Linked DNA regions of Homo sapiens: region 2 is linked to region 1. Evidence: chromatin contacts called from ENCODE Hi-C or POLR2A ChIA-PET data. All regions are on one chromosome and are shown on one strand. Each heading gives the region's core, a stretch centred on a gene start or an enhancer-like site at or near the end of the contact. The rest is flanking DNA. Distances are from core to core; before and after follow the strand shown.

Region 1 (3,165 bases), core at 360-2,859:
TTAGGTAAAAATCAGGGTTTGCAATCTGTGGCCCACTGGCTGGCTACCTGTTTTTATAAATAATTTTTGTATTTTTAATGGAGACGGGGTTTCACCATGGTGGCCAGGCTGGTCTCAAACTCCTGACCTCAGGTGATCAACCCACCTTGGCCTCCCAAAGTGGTGGGATTACAGACATGAGCCACTAAGCCCAGCCAGAAATACCTCCATTTTTAAAACTATTTCCTTTTTGGTGTTTGTCTTTTTTCCTCAGATAGCTTACCATATAAAACTGCAACATTCTTTAGTTGCTTTCTAGGCCTGAGAATTCACAGCATCTTAATTGGGCTTTGGTGCATGTTTCATAAATCTTCTCAAGCTTATCCCATTTTTTAATTTGTAATTTATGATTTCATTTATAAGTTTTTTGTATATAACTTATAACTTTAACAGATGGCCGAGCTCTCAAGTGTGATGAAAAGAAAGGTTTTTTTTGTTACCAGTTATACTCTGAAGGTCTGGGTGTACTTTATTGTAGTTCCCTGCCTGTGTTGCAGAATACAAATTATTTGATTCAAGAAAGTATTTATGATACGTTCTTGGACAATATAATGATGTAATAAATATAATAATAACATAAAGGTGAAATTTGTAGCTGTTTGATCAGTTTCACTCAAAGTGGTATTGATTACATTGATTTAAAGTTGGAGGAATGTCTGTTGGAATGAGTCCCTCCCTCCCACCCTCCCTTCCTTCCTTTCTTTCTTTGTTCCTTCCTTACTCCCTCCCTCCCTCGGTTTTTTTTTGTTGTTTTTTTTTTTTTCCTGAGACCCTGTTGCCCAGGCTAGAGTGTAGTGGTGCAATCTCGGCTCACTGCAACCTCTACCTCCTGGGTTCGAGTGATTCTACCACTTCAGCCTCCTGAGTAGCTTGGAATTACTGATGCCCACCACCATGTCTGGCTAACTTTTGTATTTTTTGGTAGAGACAGAGTTTTGCCACGTTGGCCAGGCTGGTCTTGAACTCCTGACCTCAAGTGATCTGCCCACCTCAGCCTCCCAAAGTGCCGAGTTTACTGGCGTGAGCCACCGTGCTCGGCCCTATTGCATATTTTATCCTGCAGTGATTTAAATTAAGATGAAATTCTTGACCAAGCACGGTGGCTCATGCCTGTAATCCCAGCACTTTGGGAGGATGTTTTTCATTGATAGTTAACCATGATTTTTCACTTTGTGAAGTTATTTTTACCGTTAAACTTTGATCTCTTTTTTATCTGAAAATACGTCGACTTATTTCTAGGTACCGTAACTAAATCTCTCCTTAGGTATATTGACAGTCTTCATCTGATTTAGTATAAGCGTGCTTTGACTTGGGTTTATTGGCTGTGGAGAAGGATCTTTTCTTGATACTAGTGAAGAGAGAAGTTTGTCAGGAGTAGTGTCAAAAAGCAGGTTGGGTGGTTTCCATCTTGTGAAGTCATTAAGCAAGATTTGAGGAGTGTGGATGATCCTATATTGCTTTTTTCCTGTCATTGAAAAAGAACGTAGTTTGCCGCCCAAGCCCAGCTGTTTTCCTGTGTGGTGCCTGTTTTACTGTTACTGTTGCATAACAATTCTCTTTGTTTGTGTAGATTCGCAGGATAAGCCATACTACTTCTTTTTTTTTGTAAGAGATGGGATCTGCCTGGAGAGCAGCCTGGCATAATCATAGTGCATTTCAGCCTTGAACTTCATGGGCTCAAGGGATCCTTCTGCCTCAGACTCCTGAGTAGTTGGGACTATAGGCACGTGAAACTGTGCTTGGCAAGCCATACTTTTTTTAAGTCTATTGAACCGGATCATGATGATGAAACATTTTGAGTTTATGACTTCTTTCTGCAATATTCTGGATCCTGGGGTGAGAGTGGTAGAACAGATAAGATGCTTGTCTCACCATGGAGTTCTAATATTATTTTTAAATTACATGCAATAATATTTACTTTTTTTGGTAACAGCATTATTGAGATATAATTCACACACCATAAAATTCAGCCAATTAAAATGTACAAATGTACAGTTAACTGTATTAAATTATACTTAATATCCAGAGTTGTGCATCCATCACCACAGTTTTAGAATGTTTGGTTTATCTCAAAAAGAAACCCAGGATCCTTTAGCAGTCACCCTCCTTCCTCCCACCTCTCCCTTCAGCTTAGGCAACCACTAATCTACTTTCTGCCTCTATGGATTTACCTATTCTGGACATTTCATATAAGCAGAATCACATGATATACAGTCTTTGGTGATTGGCTTCTTTAACTTACCATAATGTTTTCAAGGTTTATCCGTAATGTACATGTATCACCACTTTCTTTTTATTGCCAAATAAAATTCCATTGTATTGATATGCCACAATTTGTCCATCTAACAGTTGATGGACATTTATCTCCACTTTTTTGCTATTATATATAATGCTGATGTGAACATTTGTGTACAAGTTTTACATGGACATGCTTTTTATTTTTCTGTTGAATACGTGCCTAGGAGTGAAATTACTGAACCATATGGTGACTCTATTGCTTAACCTTTTGAGGAACTGACTATTCATTTATTTTGGATATATAGTTTCTAAGTTCTGAAAAATGAATGGTTTTTGTAACCTACTGTGTAGAAGACACAGAAAACTTCCATTTACCCTGTTATATTCCTTCAATGATGTCCCTTTGTGGATAAACTCTGCCCCCAACCTCTAGGCCCTGGCAAGCACTGATCTGCTTTCCATTTCTACATTTTTGTCTTAACTAGTATATTATATAAATGGACTTACAGTCTTTTTGAGTCTAGCACTCCCTCAGGGACAGGGTCTCACTCTGTTGCCCAGGCAGGAGTGCAGTGAGTCTAGCTTCTTTTACTTAAAATAATTAGCATTTGAGATTCATTCATGTCTTTGTGTTTATTAATAGTTAATTCCTTTTAAATGCCTACTAGTATTCCATTATATGGATGTACCATAGTTTGTCTATTGGCCAGTTGAAGATATTTGACTCATTTCTAGTGTTTTTGGCCATTATGAATGAAACTGCTGCAAGCATTTGTGTTCAGGGTTTTGTGTAAATTTAAGTTGTCATTTATGTTGGGTAATACCTATGAGTGGGACTGCTGAGTCATATGGTTAGTGTATGTTTAATTTTATAAGAAACTGCCAAAC
Region 2 (3,165 bases), core at 336-2,835, 94 kb before region 1:
AGCGAGTCACATGATTAGTTTGGGTCTTTGAAAAGCTGTTCAGCAGGCTGCACAGAGAATGGATCGGAGGAGAGCCAGAGTGGAAATGGGGAGAACAGTCAGGAAGCAGAGAAAAAAGGGGAGCATGGCACATCCAGGGCAGCAGGGAGACTGAACCTCAACCCTTTTTTATTTTACTTTTGTATTTTTATTTATTTATTTATTTATTTATTTAGATGGAGTTTCGCTCTTGTAGCCCAGGCTGGAGTGCAATGGCGCCATCTCAGCTCACTGCAACGTCCGCCTCCTGGATTCAAGCGATTCTCCTGCCTCAGCCTCCTGAGTAGCTGGGATTACAGGTGTCCACCACCATGCCCAGCTAATTTTTATGTGTATATATATATATTTTTTTTTCTTTTAAATTAGAGTCGGGGTTTCACCATGTTGGTCAGACTGGTCTCGAACTCCTGACCTCAGGTGATCCACCTGCCTCAGCCTCCGAGTTAGAATTACAGGCATGAGTCACCATACCCAGCCAACTCTTTTATTTATTTATTTATTTATTTTTATTTTTTTCAAGACAGAATCTTACTCTGTCACCCAGGCTGGAGTGCAGTGGCATCTCAGCTCACTGCACCCTCCACCTCCAGGGTTCAAGCAATTCTCCTACCTCAGCCTCTCCAGTAGCTGGGATTACAGGCGCCTGCCACCATGCCCAGCTAACTTTTGTACTTTTAGTAGAGACGGGGTTTCACCATATTGGCCAGGCTGGTCTCAAAGTCTTGACCTCAGGTGATCTGCCCGCCTTGGCCTCCGAAGTGCTGGGATTACAGGAGTGAGCTACTACACCCAACCTATTTATGTATTATTTTTTTGAGACAAGGTCTCGCTCTGTCACCCAGGCTGGAGAACAGTGTTGCAATCACGGCTCACTACAGCCTCAACCTTCTGGGCTCAAGCAATCCTCCTGCCTCAGCCTCCTGAGTAGCTGGGACCGCCTGGCTAATTTTTTAGTTGTTATAGAGATGAGGGTCTCACCATGTTGACCAGTCTGGTTTTGAAGTCCTGGGTTTAGGCAATCCTCCCACCTTGGCCTCCCAACGTGCTGGAATTACAGTGTGAGCCACCATGCTTGGCTGCCTCAACCTCTTGTACCATTTCCATTTTTTTTCCCAGAGCACTAAGGCAAAAACTTTGTTCTACAGAGGAAGCGTGCTGGGAAGTTCAGGCAAGCTGTTTCTTGCTAGTTTCAAGATTTACCACCAGAGGGCAGAAAAACCCAAAGAGACGCTTGGAATAGGCCCCGGGTCCACCTCCTGGAGACCGAATCCTGGGATGCAGACAGCTGAAGGGCGTACCCTCTCCTTGCCCAGTGAGATGGCTGACTCGGGCTGACAGGAGCCAGTCTTTCTGTTTTTTAGATGTTGGTTAGAAGGCAGTGAGTAAGCTGAAGGAATTCTGGACTGGGTGCCTGAAAATGTGAGTTCTAGTTCTTGCCCCTCAGTTTCCTGACTTGGGCAAGTTACTTCACATTTCTCAGCTCCTGATATCTGCAAGAATGGAGCTGATAATCCCTGCCCCACGCCCTTGGCCCTAAGTTCAGAAGGAGACTGAGTAATGTGTTCAGAATCTGGTGTTTGAGTGACCTGGGTTTAAACCCCACCCCAACTATAAACTAGTTCTATAAACTTCATCAAGTGACTTCGTTTTTTCTTTTTTTTTTTCTTTTAAAGACCATCTCACTCTGTCACCCAGGCTGGAGTACAGTGGCGTGATCTCAGCTCACTGCAACCTCTGCCTCCTGGGGTCAAGCGATCCTCCCACCGTAGCCTCCCAAGTAGTTGGGACTACAGGCACATGCTACCAAGCCCAGCTAATTTTTGTATTTTTGGTAGAGACAGGGTTTCACCATTTTGCCCAGGCTGGTCTTGAATTCCTAGGCTCAAGTGATTCTCCTCTCCTCAGCCTCCCAAAGTGCTGGGATTACAGGTATGAGCCACCACGCCCAGCCTTCAGAGCTGCAGTTTCCCTTTTTGTTAAATGGGAATTCTAACACATCTTTTGCATATTTTTAAATTGTAAATGAGATAATGTCTATGAAGTACTTAGCACAGTTGCTGGCACGTAATAATTGTTCAATATATGTTTATTATTCACATAGAAATTTAAGAAATTTAACTCACTTATTAAGTGCTTACTTAATGGATTTCTGGGACTGGAGTTCTGCTGGCAATTTCTTTTGTAGCTTTTAACAAGATTCCTTCCCTTTTCTGAGCCCCAGTTTCTCCAACAGAAAAATAAGGGGTTACCATCAATCAATGAGTGGATAAAGAAATACACACACACCACACACACACACACACACACACACACACACACACACACACACACAATAGAATACTACTCAGCCATAAAAAAGGAAAGAATTAATGGCATTCACAGCAACCTGGATAGGATTGGAGACCATTATTCTAAGTGAAGTAACTCAGGAATGGAAAACCGAACATCGTATGTTCTCACTCATAAGTGGGAATTAGGCTACGAGGATGCAAAGGCATAAGAATGACACAATGGACTTTGGGGACTCAAGGGGAAAGGATGGGAAGGGAGTGAGGGATAAAAGACCACAAATTGGGTTCAGTGTATACTTCTTGGGCGATGGGTGTACCCAAATCTCACAAGTCACCACTAAAGAACTTACTCATATAACCAAATACCACCTGTTTCCTAAAAACGTATGGAAATAAAAAATTTCTAAAAAAAAGAAAGAAAGAAAAAGGGCTGGGCTTGGTGGCTAACACCTGTAATCCCAGCACTTTGGGAGGCCGAGGTGGGTGGATCACAAGGTCAAGATATAGAGACCATCCTGGCCAACATGGTGAAACCCCGTCTCTACTAAAAATACAAAAATTAGCTGGGCATGGTGGCGCGCGCTTGTAGTCCCAGCTACTCGGGAGGCTGAGGCAGGAGAATCACTTCAACCCGAGAGGCGGAGGTTGCAGGGAGCCGAGATTGTGCCATTGCACTCCAGCCTGATGACAGACCGAGACTCCGTTTAAAAAAAGAAAAAGAAAAAGAAAAAGAACAGGTTAGATTAGACTGGATACTCATAGGAGCCCCTCCAGCTCTGACATTCAGGCTGCTTCTCTTCCTCTCTTTCTCCCTCCCAGTCTTCTACTTACCCAT

The links. Hi-C counts contacts between places; a loop is a spot of excess contacts on that map. ChIA-PET counts read pairs that join two places held with the same protein, here RNA polymerase II (POLR2A). Pooled maps may share reads with other maps.
Region 2: a map of heart left ventricle shows a loop between it and region 1 (2.1-fold over the local background). The contact joins two enhancer-like sites. A Hi-C loop is called at or near these places in 2 of 168 maps with a recorded cell type or tissue (heart left ventricle and right cardiac atrium) and 1 of 50 pooled maps. POLR2A ChIA-PET finds 5 or more read pairs at or near these places in 4 of 52 experiments (AG04450, PC-3, activated B cell and 1 more).

Annotation. Positions count from the first base shown.
Region 1 is chr1:21,099,200-21,102,364 of GRCh38, reverse strand. The region is part of intron 2 of EIF4G3 (eukaryotic translation initiation factor 4 gamma 3); the gene reads left to right. Among named protein-coding and RNA genes, the nearest start is that of EIF4G3, 76 kb to the left of the region's middle. Within about 2 kb of position 1,609, at least 2 of the 41 ENCODE cell types and tissues checked have a DNase peak (open chromatin) inside an H3K27ac peak, as active enhancers do.
Region 2 is chr1:21,193,436-21,196,600 of GRCh38, reverse strand. No RefSeq gene overlaps it. Among named protein-coding and RNA genes, the nearest start is that of EIF4G3, 18 kb to the right of the region's middle. Within about 2 kb of position 1,585, at least 2 of the 41 ENCODE cell types and tissues checked have a DNase peak (open chromatin) inside an H3K27ac peak, as active enhancers do.